Regions from separate parts of the Homo sapiens genome. Here all the other regions are linked to region 1. Evidence: chromatin loops called from intact Hi-C (ENCODE). Cell type or tissue: HepG2. All regions are shown on one strand. Each heading gives the region's core, and the rest is flanking DNA. Links, peaks and the distances in the headings are about the cores only. Region 1 holds the start of LOC105374276 (a long non-coding RNA gene). Region 2 overlaps PYDC2-AS1 (PYDC2 antisense RNA 1). Region 3 has its middle 250 kb from the start of PYDC2.

The links. Hi-C counts contacts between places; a loop is a spot of excess contacts. Peaks named below come from ENCODE experiments on the same cell type or tissue, not always from the same donor. Only the 100,000 strongest peaks of a DNase experiment are listed, where the experiment ranks them.
Region 2: it touches region 1 in a loop (17-fold over the local background); 1 of 110 quality-filtered maps calls a loop at or near these places.
Region 3: a loop joins it to region 1, with 14 times the contacts of the local background. A loop is called at or near these places in 1 of 110 quality-filtered maps.

The regions. Positions count from the first base shown.
Region 1 is chr3:191,807,038-191,812,492 of GRCh38, reverse strand. It overlaps LOC105374276 (a long non-coding RNA gene), which reads left to right and starts at 3,933. Exons shown (of 4, transcript XR_924826.2): 1 at 3,933-4,035. In HepG2, for the core only: a CTCF peak has its summit at 2,728; a DNase peak (open chromatin) is centred at 2,742.
Region 2 is chr3:191,523,265-191,528,719 of GRCh38, reverse strand. The region is part of intron 1 of PYDC2-AS1 (PYDC2 antisense RNA 1); the gene reads right to left. Among named protein-coding and RNA genes, the nearest start is that of PYDC2, 65 kb to the right of the region's middle. In HepG2, for the core only: no CTCF peak of the experiment used is centred there; no DNase peak of the experiment used is centred there.
Region 3 is chr3:191,705,633-191,711,087 of GRCh38, reverse strand. No RefSeq gene overlaps it. Among named protein-coding and RNA genes, the nearest start is that of PYDC2, 250 kb to the right of the region's middle. In HepG2, for the core only: a CTCF peak has its summit at 3,069 (motif pointing left); no DNase peak of the experiment used is centred there.

The DNA.
Region 1 (5,455 bases), core at 118-5,117:
AATCTTCTCTCTTCTTAGTTAATCTGGCTAAAGCTTTATCTTTTCAAAAAAACTTTTTGGTTCACTGATCATTTGTATTGGTTTCTTCATTTCAAATTTATTTATTTCTGCTCTGATCTGAATTATCTCTTGTCATAATTTTGCATTTGGTTTACTCTTGCTTTTCCATTTTTTAAGGTGCATCACTGGGTTATTTATTTAAAGTTATTTATTTGAAGTTTTTCTTTTCTGATGTAGGCACTTAATAATAGCTATAAATTTTCCTCTTAGTAATGCTTTTGCTGTATCACACAGGATTGGGTATGTTGTGTTTCTATTATTTGTTTCAAAAATTTGTCAATTTATTTTTTAAATTTCTTTATTAATCCACTTGCCATTCAGAAGCACACTGTTTAATTACCATGTGTTTCTATGGTTCTCAAAATTCGTGTTATTGATTTATAGTTTTAATCAATTGTGGTCAGAGAAGATGCTTCATATTAAGGTTTTTTTTTAATGTTTTAAGATTTGTTTTGTGGCCTAACATATGGTCTATCCTTGAGACTGACCATGTGTTGAGGAGAAGAAAGTGTATTCTGGAGCAGATGAATAAAATGTTCAGTAAATATCTGTTAGGTCCACTTGTTCTATAGTTCAGACTAAGTCCCATGTTTCCTTGTTGAGTTTTCTGTCTTGAAGATCTGTCCAATGTTGAAAGTAGGGTGTTGAAGTTTCCAGCTGCTATTGCATTGGGGCCTATCTCTCTCTTTAGCTTTAATAATATTTGTGAAATATATCACATTGCTTTAACATTGAGTGCACATATATTTACAATCATTAAATCCACAAGCTGAATTGACATCTTATCATTATATGATAATCTTCTTTGTCCCTTCTGACAGTTTTTGACTTGAAATCTATTTTGTCTGATATAAGAATAGCTACTCCTGCTCTATTTTGGTTTCTATTTTCATGGAATATCTTTTTTCCATCCCTTTGTTTTCAGTCTATGTATTTTTATAGGTGAAGTGTATTTCTTGTAGGCAACAGATCATTGGTTTTTGTTTTTTTAGCCTTTCAGCTACTCTATGCTTTTTGATTGAAGAGTTTCATCCATTTACATCCAATGTTATTATTGATAAGTAAGGACTTACTCCTGCCATGTTATTATATGGTTTTTGGTTGTTTTGTGGTCTTTTTCTTTCTTCCTGTCTTTCTTTTAGTAAAGGTGAGTTTCTCTGGTTCTATGCTTTAATTTCTTGCTTTTTAATTTTTGTGTATTCATTGTATTTTTTTTATTTGAGGTCACCATAAGGCTTGTAAATACAATCTTTTAAATCATTATTTTAAGCAATGAAACTTAACACTGATTACATAAACAAATAAACAAGTAAAAAGAAAATTAATAAAAACCCTACATTTAACTTTATTCCTCTGCTTTTTATCTTTTTGTTCTCTTTATGTCTTATTGCACTACCTATATGTTGAAAAGTTATTTATGATTTTTCATTGGTTCTTCATTTATCCTTTCTATTAAAGAGTAGTTTATACACTACACTTACAATGTCATAATATTCAGTGTTTTTCTATGTCTATTATCAGTGAGTTTTGTACTTTCAGATGATTCATTATTATTCATTGATGTCTTTTTTTTCAGATTGAAGAACTTCCTTTAGCATTTCTGGTAGGGCAGATCTGCTGTTAGTGAAATCCCTCAGCTTTCATTTGTCTAGGAAGGTCTTTATTTCTCCTTCATGCTTGAAGGATATTTTCACAGGATACACTATTCTAGGAAAAGTTTGTTTTTTTTTTTGTTTGTTTTTGTTGTTGTTTTTTCATCAGTACTTTAAGTATATAATGTCACTCTATCCTGGCCTGCAATGTTTCCATGGAAAAGTCTGCTTCCAGACATATTGGTGCTCCATTTTATGTTGTTTCTTTTATCTTGCTGCTTTTAGAATCCTATCTTTATCTTTGGCCTTTGGGAGTTTGATTATTAAACACCTTGAGGTAGTTAAATCTGCTTGGTGTTCTATAACTTTCTTGCACTTGAATGTTGATATCTTTCACTAGGTTTGGGAATTTCTGATATTATCTCTTTGAATAAACTTTCTAACCTTATTTCTCACTCTACCTCCTCTTTAATGCCAATAACACTTAGATTTTCCATTTTGAGGCTATTTTCTAGATCTTGTAAACATGCTTCATTCTTTTTTATTCTTTGTTCTTTTGTCTTCTCTGACTGTGTATTTTCAAATAACCTGTCTTCAAGCTTATTCTTTCTTCTGCTTGATCAATTCTGCTGGTAAGAAACTCTGATGCATTTTTCAGTATGTTAATTGCATTTTCCATCTCCAGAAGTTTTGCTTGACTCTTAGTTTTTTCAATATCTTTGTGAAATATATAAATAGTATTCTGAATTCCTTCCCTGTGTTTTCTTGAATTTCATCATGCTTCCTCAAAACAGCTATTTTGAATTCTATGTTTGAAAGCTTATATATCTCTCTCGAAATTGGTCACTGGTGCCTTATATAGTTCACTTGGTGAGGCCAGGTTTTCCTGGATGTTCTTGATGCTTGTGGATGTTCATCAGTGTGCGGGCACTGAAAAGTTGTGTATTTATTATAATCTTCTCAGTCTTAGCTTGTTTGTACCCATCTTTCTTTGGAAGACTTTCCAAGTATTCCAAGGACTTGGGTATTGCAAGCCATGTTTTTTGTCACTGCTGCCATATCTCCATTTGGGGGCACCCCAAGCCCATCAACACTGTGCCTATGGCAGACTCATAGAGGTATTGCTTTGGTGGTCTTGGTTAAGATGAAGGAGAATTCCCTGGATTACCAGGCAGATACTTCTTTTCCCTTATGTTCTCTCAAACAAACAGAGTCTCTCTGTCTCTCTGAACTGAGCTTCCTGGAGCTGGGGGAGAGGTCACACAAGCCACCCTATGTCCACCACCACTAGAACTGTACTGGGTCAGATCCAAAGCCAGCACAGCACTGGGACTTGCCCAAAGTCCATGGTGATCACTGCCTGGCTATTACCTATGTTTATGCAAGGCCCAAGGGCTCTACAATCAGCAGATAGCAAATCCAGCCAGGCTTGCATTTTCCCTTCAGAGTGACAAGTTCCCCCTGCCTCAGGTGGGTCCAGAGATGCCATCAGGGAGTCAGGACCTGTAATTGGGCACTTTAGGACTCTACCTGGTGCTTTATTTTACTGCAGCTGAGCTGGCAGTCAAGCTGCAAGACAAAGTATTTCCCATTCTTATCTTCCCTTTCTCAAGCAGAGGAGTCTCTCCCTGTGGCTACAGGCCTCAAGCCCTTGATGAGTACAGCCTGACTACCACCAATATTCACTCAAGGCCCAAGAGCTCTTCAGTCAGCTTGTGGTAAATGCTGTCAGGCCTGAGTCTCTCCCTTCATGGCAGAGGCTCCCCTCTGGCCCAAGGCGGGTCTTGAAATGCCGTTCAAGAGCCAAGGCCTAGAATTGGGGATGTAGGAGCCTGCATGCTGTTCTCTTCCACTATGGCCAAGCTAGTACCCAAGCTGCAAGGCACAGTCCCATTTACTCTTCCCTCTCCTTTCCTCAAGCAGAAGGAGACTTTCTCCACAGACACCACAGATGGGAATATACTGGGTCATATCTGAAGCCAGCATAGCTTTTAGTCTCTCCCAAGGCCCACGGCAGGTATTGCCTGGATACTGCTGCTGATTGTTCAGGGTCCATGGACTCTTTAGTAAGCAGGTGATGAATCCTGCTAAGATTGGTTCCTTCTCTTCAAGGCAGTGAGTTCCCTTCTGGCCCAGGGTGTGTCTAGAATTGTCATCTGGGAGCTACAACCTGGAATGGAAGTCACAGAACTCTGCTTTGTTCCCTATTCTATTGTGACTGAGCTGGTATCCTAGTTGCAAGTCAAAGTTCTCTTTAATCTCCCCTCTCCTCTCCTCAAACTTAAGGAAGAAGTCTCTCCTGAAGTCACGAGCTGCATTGTCTGGGGTTCGGGTAGCTGTGAAGCAAGCACTCCCTTGGCCACTCCAGCTGGTGTCTCACTAGGTAATGTGCCGCAGAAGACCACTGACCCAAGCCCAGCATAGCACCAGGACTTGTCCAGGAATTACACTCTTTGTGGCCTAGAATACCTTTCTAGTTTATTTAAGACCCAGAGTACTTTAACGCACAGTGGTGAGCTCTGCTGGAACTGAACTTCTGAGTACTGGGATGAATAAATTGCCTCTGGGTAGGGCTGGTCTAAATGCTTCCCCAATGGGGTGAGCTGTGTTCTGTCCCATGTTGCTATTTACTGTGACAGGCAGCACCAATTTCCAGTGCAAAGTTCCACAATTACTGCAGTATCCTTTCTCAAGTTATCAGATTCTTTCTCAGTGCCATGTGGCTGATGCTGTGGGAGCAGGGAGGAGCTATGTCGGCAATTCAATACAGTCTTTCCTATCCTCTTCAGTGCCTCTTTCTTAATACAATGTTAAACCCAGGTAGTGTGATTGCTTGCCAGATTTTTAGTTCTTATAAAGGTGTCCTTTTCTGTCTGGATATTCAGTTAGGTGTTTCTGCAAGAAGGATGACTGCTGGAGGCTTCTCTTTGGCCATCTTGCTCTGCTTTCCCCTCCTACTTTTTTTGTGATAGTAGCCATATTAATGGATGCCAGGTGGTGTCCCATTGAAGTTTTAATTTGCATTTCCCTAAGGATTAGTACTCTTTGCATGTGCTTAGTAGCCATTTGTATACTTTTTTTGGAAAAATGTTTACTCAAGTCTTTTTTCCCACTTTTGAATCAAGTTTTTGTTGTTGCGGTTGTGTACAGTTTTAGTTCTTTATATATTCTATACTTATCAGATATATGGCTTTCAAATACTTCATTCCATTCTGTGTGCTGCCTTTTTACTCTGTTGATAGTATGTTTTTAAAATTATTTTCATCCCTTAAGTTTTTTGTTTTGGTCATTTTTTTACCCCTGATTTTAATGAATTGTTTTTCTGTACTTTTTTTTTTTTTTTTTTTTTTTGAGACTGAGTCTCACTCTATCACCCAGGCTGGAGTGCAGTGGCACGATCTTGGCTCACTGCAACTTCTGCTCCAGTTCAAGCAATTCTCGTGCCAGAGCCTTCTGAGTAGCTGGGATTACAGGCAGGCGTGCCACCATGCCCAGTTAATTTTTGTAGTTTTAGTGTAGATGGCATTTCACCATGTTGGCCAGGGTGGTCTTGAACTCCTGACCTCAAGTGATCCACTTGCCTCAGCCTCCCAAAGTGCGGGGATTACAAGCATGAGCCACCGTGCCTGGCCTCTCTGTACTTTCTTAAAGTTTGATGTGCTTTCTTAAAGCAATCATTTTGAATTCTTTATCAGGCAGTTTGTATATCCCCCTTTCTTTAGCGTCAGGTACTGAAAGATTATTCTTTTTTTTTGGTGATGTCATGTCTCCTTGATTTTTAAATATATCTTGTTGTCTTTTAT
Region 2 (5,455 bases), core at 277-5,276, 280 kb after region 1:
ACAAAACCCATATTGTTCAAGGGTCAACTGTATTAGTCATGATTCTCCAGAGAAACAGAACAAATAGGAGATTATCTATCTATCATCTATCTATCATCTATCTATCATCTATCTATCTATCTATCTATCTATCTATCTATCTATCTATCTATCTGCTTGTCTGTCTATACACACATACACAGAGAGAGAGAGAGACACACACACACACACACACACGCACACACACACACACAGATTGATTAACTGATTTATTAGAAGGAACTGATTTATGTGATGATAGTGGCTGAAAGGTTCCACCATCTGCCATCTGCAAGCTAGATATCCAGGAAAGCCAGTATAGTTTCAGGCTGAGTCCAGAGGCCTGAGGACCAGGACTGCTGATGGTGTAAGTCTCAGTCTGAGGGCAAGAGGAGATATCCCAGTTCAGTAGTCAGACTGAGAGAGTAAATAATTCCTTCCTCCATCTTTCTGTTCTATCTAGGCCCTCAAAGGATTGATGACACCCACTCATGTTGGTGAGGGTGAGCTGCTGTACAGTCATCTGATTCAGATGCTGATCTCATCTGAAATACCCTCACAGACACACCCAGAAATAATATTTAACCAAATATCTAGGAACCCCATTGACCAGTCCAGTTAGCAAAATGAACCATCACAGAGAAGAATCAAACTAGCATAAAGGCATAATTCAGTCCCTGTGTCTTAAGGGGTTTTGTTCAATCCCTTTGGCCTCTCCCTTGAGCCAGGCAAGTTACCAATTGAATTATGAGTAGGGCACTGCCTTTGGGACTTACACACATTTACCGAGAAGATACAAACTCAACAGAGGACTTGCTACCCCCTCATTTTCTCCAAGAACTGCAAAAATCTGCAAATTTTGTCTGAAACTCAGGAAATCATTTATAATGAGTTATTTTCCTACTCCAGGGCTTGAAGGAACACTATATTTGCATTATTGATTGAACTGTAATTTAAATTGCCTCTGTTCTAAGGTAGCTTGTGAGTTGAACATTATTTTTAAAGAATGTCTTGGAAAACAGCCGTAATGTCCAGGTCTCATTAGCATGATCAAATAATAAGACAGTGAATGTGGCCTCACCCATCTTCAGGCTATAATCTGGTTTGCTGTGGGTTGATGGCATAGGGATAGATACAGCTCCCAAACCTGTGTTCTTTATTAGGGCACCTGGGTAGCCTCAGATCCACATCAAGAATCTTAGAGCTTCTCCAAGCCTGAAGCAATTCCAAAACTCTTATGTTTTTAACAGTTTTCTTTTATACAGAGATTACTATTCATTTAATGATCAAAGTAAAACCCAATCCTGTTTTCCTTTCATTCTTAGTTGCCAGAGGGCAAAGCCATTTTAAAGTTTATTTATTGCATAAACACAATAATTACATGAAGAAAAACCTACCATAATTTTATGACTTGGATTTTGTCAATCATGGCAGAAGCATTTTCCACGTCAATACATATTCTTCATAATTAACATTTAATTAATAAGAAATAATTATTGAGTCACTTGTTGCACATAAATTTTTTTTTAATTTTTGTCAAAGTGAAATAGAATATTCAATTTTATAACCATTGTATCCCAGGATTTTTGAATAATTATTGTTGTGTTCTTTTTCTCTATATGATTTCTAAAATCTGCATTGCTATCTATTTATGTTATTTATATGTGCTATTTTAAGTATTCTCAAATTATTCCTGAAAGTATGAGAGATGTACCTAATTAGATGAGATAAGCAAATGAACACATCCTAAAGATTACATACTTGGAATTTGTTCTAGGTGAGGGACGAGGGAGGTAGCAGGCAAAAATGGAGAGGGGATCAGCATTTTCACTCTGAAGTCTTCATCTCATTGGTGTTACATCTCTCACTCTCATTTTATCCTGGTGACAAGTCTTGGCTTTCAGAATATAGCGCAAAGGACAACAGCTTTTAAAAGGGTTATTTTCTAATCATGAAATTTCCATCAGTTTACTTCACAGAGAAATACTTTTAAGGACTTTCTTCAGCCACTGAAATGTGGTTAAAATTATGTCCTAGTTATCTTTCTGGCATTTTGGAGCAGGCTGGGAAAGTTTCCAGAGTCATGACATCTTCCGGGCATTTCTCAAACTACAATTCTCAGGTCTATTCTGCTCTGGGTCCCATCACATTGAGGACCCATCCCCACCACAAGATGAAGTACATGTTTACTCTATTGAGTCCTAGAATTTCCATCGGTTCTATATTATAGCTTTTATTTCTCCACTATTATGTCCTATCTTTCATTTATTATGATTGCATTTTCCTGTATCTCATTAAGCATAGTGTATTAATTGCCTTGAAGTATTTATCTGCTTATTCTAACATTTGGGCCATCTTAGGTTTAGCCTCCATTGATTATTTATTCTCTTAAAAATGGGTCAGACTTATTCTTCAAAAGAATGATAATATTCTTCTATGGTGATTACTTGGTTGGACATAAACTGCAAACTTTGTCTCCTAAACAGTAGCTCAACTTAACCCAGTTTTTGTTTTCTGTAGTGTTTTCTTTTGTCTCAACAGGGCTTATAGTCTTCCCACACATGTGTGATTCAGAGGTTAACCAGAAATTTGAGCGAAGTTTATATACTGAGTTAGAGGTCCTCCTCTCTGTCTTTATATTTTCTGGGATTCTATGCTCACTATCCGGATTCGTAAATATGCTAATCCCTATCCTCTGATTGTTCAGGTCAGAAAGTCTGAAGTTATTGGAGTTGTAGTCTTTACATGTGGCACTGCCTTCAGGCTAAAATACTAGAACACACATTCTGTGAATGCCCCTTTCTCCAACTTTCAGTTCCCCTCATGTACACTCTCCAGATCTCTTACGTAGTTACTTTTCGTATTTTGCCCAGAGTATATAGTTGTTATCTATGGGAAAGGAAGTCTGGTATGAGCTCATTTGGCCATTAGAAGAAGCAGAATCTTGCCTTATAGATTTCTTTAAAACAGACAAAGGAAATAAATTTGAATACCCCAAAAGAGTCAAAACTGAACCAATCACATGAAGATCCCTCAATTTATGCTCAACTTGGGCCTGAGGAATTTCTTTATGAATGAAGAGCAAACTCCTTCAAGGAAACCTCATGATCTTTCAGGAGGCACCTACCTGTAGCCTGACCATGCCAAGAGTTCTAGAACAATACTAATACAGACCTCATACACACAAGCCTGGACTTTGCAATTGCTTTCTAAATTTTCCCTTACAGCTTATCACTCCTTTCAATCTAGGCTGAACATTAGTTTTGAGCATATCTCTACTCAAACATTTTAATTGGTTATTGTTCACCTAATTAATTAATTCTAAACTTCTTTATCTGATTCTTTTTTTCACTTTTCACATTATAACTGGTAAGTTTTAAAAAATATACACAACATGGACTGGGAAAATCAGTGCATAACTCCACATTCTATAATATATGTGAGCTCAGAGAAGTAATTTCTATAATGAAGCAGTGAAGTCATCTAAGCTGGTTCGAGTCCAAGCTTTATGCTTAGTAGTTGTGTAAGTATGGATAAGTTTTTTAACCTCTGTAGCTCAGTTTCCTACCAGTAAAGTGCATTTAATACAATGCAACTTCATAGGGTTGTTTTACAGATTAACTAAGAGAACACTTGAAGGCATCTTAAGATAGTGCCTGCCACATGATGCCCCAGTAACTGTTAGCTAGTATCATTATCTGTGTCTTGGTTGCATTCTCCATAAAATGTGGGACATAATTATATTTGAAAGATTAATGGTTCGCATGCAATGAACGTTAAAACATTTAAAACACTGTTCCAGTATGAAGGCATAGAACTCAGCTTTAGCTGTACAGACCTACTTGTCACTCCTTGCTCTGTATAATATGCAGTTTATACCTTCCCACATCAAGATGATTTTCATGTGTGAAAAGACCATCTTACATTTCTGTCTGTTGAAAGTCTTGCCTTTCTTTATGGCTAAGCAAACATACACCAACCCACCCTAAAATCATGTATGATCTCATCCAACTAATGATCTATTCTTCCTCTACCCTTCCAAAGAGGCACATCTTATGTTTCTTATGTAGATTTTCAATTCATGCCATATTCTTTCCTCTGGACTGTGGACTACTTAACAATAGTAACTGCAATTTATATATCATTGCATCTGTAGCAATACCTATACATAGTGTCAATAAATATCTGTTGAATTGAATTAAAACACAGTACTCAAAAATTACATGAGCACTGGGAGGCTGAGGCAGGAGAATAGTTTGAGTTTAGGAGTTCAAGACTAGCCTGGACAACAAAGTGAGACTTTGTCTCTAGCAAAAATTTAAAAATTAGCCAGGCATGGTGGTGTGCACTTGTAGTCCTAGCTACTCAGGAAGCTGAGGCTGTCTGGAGGATTACTTGAGCCCAGGAGGTCCCATTACAATGTGGGCCCATCCCCATCACAAAATGAAGCTCACGTTTACCTTATTTAGTCCCAGAATTTCCACTGTTTTTTTTTTTTTTTTTTTTTTTTGGATGGAGTTTCACTGTTGTCGCCAAGGCTGGAGTGCTGTGACATGATCTTGGCTCACTGCAACCTTCGCCTCACAGGTTCAAGCGATTCTCCTGCCTCAGCCTCCCAAGTAGCTGGGATTACAAGCTCCCGCCACCATGCCCAGCTAATTTTTCTATTTTTAGTAGAGACGGGGTTTTGCCATGTTGGCCAAGCTTGTCTCAAACTCCTGACCTCAGGTGATCCACCCGCCTCGGCCTCCCAAAGTACTAGGATTACAGCTGTGAGCCACCATCCCACCCCACTGGTTCTATTTTATAACTTCTATTTATCAAGGCTGCAGTGAGCCATGTTGCACCACTGCACTCCAGCCTGGGTGACAGAGCAAGACCCTGTCTCAGAAAAATAATAATAATAAATTATATTAGCAAATAAAAACTTAAATTTTAAAAATGCCCATGTTTATACCAGGAAAAATAAATTCAATAAATTGTCATGTTTCTTAAGTGATAACCCAAATTAATAATATCTTTTAAAATGAGAAACTTTCTCTTTGGGGCATATTTTAGAACTTCAGTTGACAGGCAGTTGAATTTCATGGTATAAGTAATGACGTTATTTCAAATTCCAAGGTCCAACCACATGGCCCCTTTGGCTCAATGCAATTCACAGTTAGCAAAAACTGCTTAGTGCTGGATTTCACACCTGGTCTCCTGGGGCAGGATGGAAGTGCAGTAAATAATACTGAAAAAGATCATAAAGATGCATAAGAACCATCTGTGCACAGTGGTATAAATGACAAACCGAAGCATTTCATCTGTCATCCGCAAAGTTAACCTACTACCTAGGGGACTAAGACATAAATAGAAACAGACTCTCTTTCTGCTGGTCTGACAGAAGCTTTGCCTTTCCATCTAACCGAAAGCAAACGCAAAGTGTGCAGGCAAA
Region 3 (5,455 bases), core at 225-5,224, 100 kb after region 1:
AATTGTTTATTAGTTAAAAAATTGTATGATATATAATATTTGTACATTTTAATGGGGTACATGTGATATTTTGTTACATTCATAGAATGCGTAACGACTAACTTAGGTCTTTAGAATATCCATCACCTCAAGTATTTATCATTACCATGTATTGAGAACATTTCAAGTTCTCTCTTGTAGCTATTTTGAAATATACAATACATTATTTACTATAGTCATCCTACTTTGCCATTGTACATTTGAACTTATTCCTTTCTTCTAATTGTATGTTTGGAACCATTAACTAAACTCTCTTCTTCCCCACACCCCCACCCACCCTGGCCCACCACACACACACACACACACACACACACACACACACACATTTTTCCCAACTTCTGGAAACTATCATTCGACTCACTACCTCCATAAGATCAATATTTTAGCTCCCATATATGAATGAGAACATACAATACTTGTCTTTATGTTCCTGGATTATTTCACCTAACATAATGATCTCCAGTTCCATTCATGTTGCTTCAAATTACAAGATTTCTTTCTTTCTTATAGTTAAAACTGTTCCATTGGCAAACACTTAGCTTGATTTTATATCTTTGCTATTGTGAATAGCGCTGTGATCAACACAGGAATGTAGGTATGTCTTCGATAAACTGATTTCTTTTCCTGTGGATTAATACCTAGTAGTGGGATTGCTGGGTCATATGATGGTTCTATTTTAGGTATTTTGAGAAATCTCCATACTGTTTTCCATAATGGCTGTGCAAATTTACATTTCCACAAACAGTGAATAAGCATGGCCTTTTTTCAGATCTTCTTCAGCATTTCCAATTTTCTGTCTTGTTAATAATAGCCATTTTAACTGAGGTAAGATGATATCTCATTGCGGTTTTGATTTTCATTTTCCTAATGAATAGCAATGTTGTGTATTTTTCTTTTCATATACCTGTTGGCCATTTTTATGTCTTCTTTTGAGAAATGTCTAACCATGTCCTTTGCCCATGTCTGCTTTTAAATGAGATTATTTGTTTTTGTTTTACTGTTGAGTGGTTTGAATTCCTCATGTATTATATAGATAAGTTATTTGTTGAATGAATAGTTTGCAAATACTTTCTCTTATCCAACAGGTTGTCTCTTTATTCTATTGTTTCCTTTGCTGTGCAGAAGATTCTTAGGTTAATATAGTTTCATTTGTCTATATTTGTTTTTGTTGCCTGTGCTTTTGAGGTCTTAGCCATAAAATCTTTTCCTAGGCCAATATCCTGTGGTGTTTCCCCTGTTTTCTTCTAGTAGTTTTATCATATCTGATCTCATATTTAGGTCTTTAATCCATTTTGAGCTGATTTTTGTATACAGGAAGAGATAGGGATCTAGTTTTATTCTTCTACTTATGGATTTGCAGCTTTCCCAGGATCATTTATTGAAAATGTTCTTTCCCCAGTGCATGTCTTTAGTGCCTTTGTTGAAAATCAGTTGGCTCTAAATAACTGGATTAATTTCTCGTGTCTCTATTTTGTTCCATTGGCCTATGTCTCTGTTCTTGCACCAGCACTGTGCTGTTTTGGCTAAAATTTCCTTGTACCATATTTTGAAATCAGGTAGTGCGCTGCCCCTCAGGATTGCTTTGACTATTCCAGGTCATTTGCGGTTTCATACAAATTTTAGAATTATTCTCTGTTCTGTGAAAATGTCTGTGGCATTTTCTGTGAAAAATGTCATTAGTTTTTTGATAGGGATAGCATTGAATTTGTAGATTGTTTTGGGCAGTATGGCCATTATTTTTTTTATATTTTACTTTTTTTTTTTGAGACGGAGTCTCGCTCTGTCGCCCAGGCTGGAGTGCAGTGGCGCGATCTCGGCTCACTGCAAGCTCCGCCTCCTGGGTTCACGCCATCCTCCTGCCTCAGCCTCCTGAGTAGCTGGGACTACAGGTGCCCGCCACGACGCCCGGCTAATTTTTTGTATTTTTAGTAGAGACGGGGTTTCACCATGTTAGCCAGGATGGTCTCGATCTCCTGACCTCGTGATCCACCTGCCTCGGCCTCCCAAAGTGCTGACATTATAGGCGTGAGCCACCACGCCCGGCCAAGTATGGCCATTTTAACAGTATTAATTCTTCCCATCCAGGATCATGGAATGCCTTTCCATTTGTTTGCATCTTCTTCAATTTCTTTCATCAGCAGATCATAGTTTTCCTTGTAGAGATCTTTTATCTCCTTGGTTACATTTATTCAAGATATTTTATTTTATTTTATTTGTGTAGCTATTGTAAATGAGAATGCCTTCTTGAATTCTTTTTTAGCAATTTCATTATTGGTGTATAGAAATGCTACTGAAATGTGTTTTGATTTTGTATCCTGCCACTAAAGCAGGATATTTTCTTGACTCCTTCATGAGACTTTCAATAGGGGGTGCCTCATTTACTCAGCCTACGCCTGTCTACCCCCCATGGGAGGGAGCATGCAAGCAAATGCCGAAACTGAAGTGAATGCTTTTGGGCGCAGGAAGGAGCAAGCTCCATTTACTTGGCTCACCACATTCAATTCCTTGTGGAAGGGGAAAGTAGGCGAGCAAGTATGGCATCCAGCTGGCCACTTCTGGGCACTGGCAGGAGCAAACTCCATGTTGGCCCTGCAGCAGCATCCAGGCAGGGGTGCCTGTGACCCCCGAAGCCCCAAAGGTTGTGTTACAATGTTCTTTTAGCTCTGCCATCCATGGATGGCTTAAGTGTTAACAGCTCAGTGGGCCCTTTGCCTTTTTGTGTGAAGCAGCTGCTCTCCTCCAGCCAGAGCAAAGGGCCAGTGTGACAGCCTTTTGTATCTGCACTCGTGGCTCCCAAGCTCTTGCCCAGAATCCAGCTAAAATGAGGTTGCACGAACGAATTGAAGGATGGTAAATGAGGAGGATTTTATTGCTGACGAAAGTCACTCTCAGAGGGAAGGGGAAAGGGATGGGGCAGGTAGGTAATCTTTCCCTGAGTTCTAGCCATCTCCAGCCAATTCTTCTTTAAAGTTACACCATCACGCTGTCCTTTTGAAGTCAAGCCACTTTGACATTCTGCTGTAGTCCCATCTACTGGCCGAGTCTGGGGTTTTTATAGGCACGGGATGGAGCAGGGCAGAGCCCTGGGTGGTTTAGAAAAAAGCAACATTTGAGTGAGTAAACAGGGATGTAAGTTCTCACTTTGGGCAGCAATTTCAGGTTTTTCAGCTTGAGGGTGGGGTTTCAGTGGGGACCTGCCCTTTGCTGGCTAGAATTTCTCTGCCCAGTGTCCCTATCACCACCTTACTGAATTCATCAGATCTGAGAGTTTTTTTGGTGGAGTCTTTAGATTTTTCTAAATATAAGAGCTCACCATCTGCAAAGAGGAACAATTTGACTTTCTTTTTTCCAATTTAGATGCCCTTTACCTCTTTCTCTTGTCTGATGTTTTCTGGCTAGTACCTATAGTACTATGTTGAATATGAATGGTAAAAGTGGGCATCCTTATCTTGTTCTAGTTTTTAGAAAAAAGACTTTGTTTTTCTGCATTCAGTGTTTGGCCTTTATTGTGGTGAGTCAGGCTCCTTCTATGCCTATTTTGTCAAGAGTTTTTTGTCATAAAGTAATGTTCAAGTTTATCAAATGCTTTTCATGTGTCTGTTTTTGGTCCTTCATCTGTTGATGTGACATAAAACATTTATTTATTTGTATATGTTGAAGCATCCTATCATCCCTGGAACAAATCTTACTTGATCATGGTGTATTATCTTTTTGATGTGTTGTTCTTAGATTTGATTTGCTACTATTTTGTTGAGTTTTTTCATCAATGTTCATCAGGGATGTTGACCTGTGGTTCTGTTGTTGTTGTTGTGTCCTTGCTGGTTTTTATATCGACAAAATACTGGACCTACAGAATGAGTTAGGGAGAATTCTCTCCTTTCCAACTTGTTGAAATAATTTGGAGAGAATTAGTGTTAGTTCTTTACAAGTTTTGTAGAATTCAGCAGTGAAGACATCTGGCCATGAGCTTTTCCTTGTTGGGAGGCTTTTTATTAGCGATTCCATCTCACTGCTCATTACTGGTCCATTCAGGTTTTTGTATTTCTTCCTGATTCAGTCTTGATAGGTTGTATGTGTCCAGGAATTTATCCATTTCCTCTAAGGTTTACAGTTTATTGGTATATAATTATTCATTATCTCTCTGATGATCATTTGTATTTCTGTGGTGTCAGTTGCAAGGTCTCCTTTTTTTTGTTTCTGATTTTGTTTATTTGGGTCTTCTCTTTTTCTGATTAGTCTAGCTAGTTACTAACTGATTTTGTTTATCTTTTTTTAAAAACTAGCATTTCATGTTGTTGATCATTGTGTTTTTTTTTAGTCTCTATTATTTTAGTTCCATTCTGATCTTTATTAGTTATTTTCTTCTACTAATTTTGGGTTTGGTCTGTTTATGTTTTTCTAGTTTCTTGAGGTACATCATCACATTTTTAAAATTTGAAATAATTCTGTTTTTCTTTTAATGTACACATTTATTGCTGCAAAATTTTCTCTTAACAATGATTTTGCTGTATATTACAGGTTTGGGTATGTTATGTATCAATTTTCATTTATTCTAAACTTTATTTTCTTCTTGATTTCTTCATTGAACAAAGTTCATTCAGGAACATGTTGTTTAATTTCCATGTATTTGTACATTTTCCAATGTTCTACTCATTACTTGATGCTTAATTTTACTATATTGTGTTCTGAGGAGGTACTTCATATGATTTCAGTTTTTAAACATTTGTTGAGACTTGTGTTGTGTTCTAACAAATGATATATCCTGGAGAATGTTCTGTGTGCCGATGAGAAGAATGTGTATATTGCAGCTGTTAGATAAAATATTCTGTAGATCTCTGTTAGGTCCATTTGAACTAAAGTGCAGTTTAAATCCTATTTTTTGTTGTTAATTTTTTGTCTCAATGATCTATCTAATGTTTAGAGTGAGATGTTGAGGTCACCAATTATTATTGTATTGGACTCTCTTTAGATCTAATAATATTTGATTTATGTATCTGTATGCTCCAGTGTTAAGTGCATATTTAGGATTATTATAGCCTCTTGTTGAACAGATCCTTCTTTTCATTTTATAATGACCATATTTGACTCTTTTTACAGTTTTTATTTTTTACTTGAAGCCTGCTTTATCTGCTACAAGTATAGCTACTCCTGCTTATTTTTTATTTCCATTTACATGGAATACATTTTTGAATCCCTTCGCTTTTTAGTTTTATATGTCTTTACAGCTGAGGTTAGTTCCTTGTAGGCAGCATGTAGTTGGGTCATGTTTTAAAAAATCCATTCAGCCAGTTTATATGTATTAAGTGGAAATTTAAAACCATTTTCATTCAAGGTAATATGTATGAGGGTTTATTTCCATCATTTTGCTAATTGTTTTCTGGTTGTTTTGTGTAATCTTTGTTCCTTTCTTTCTCTC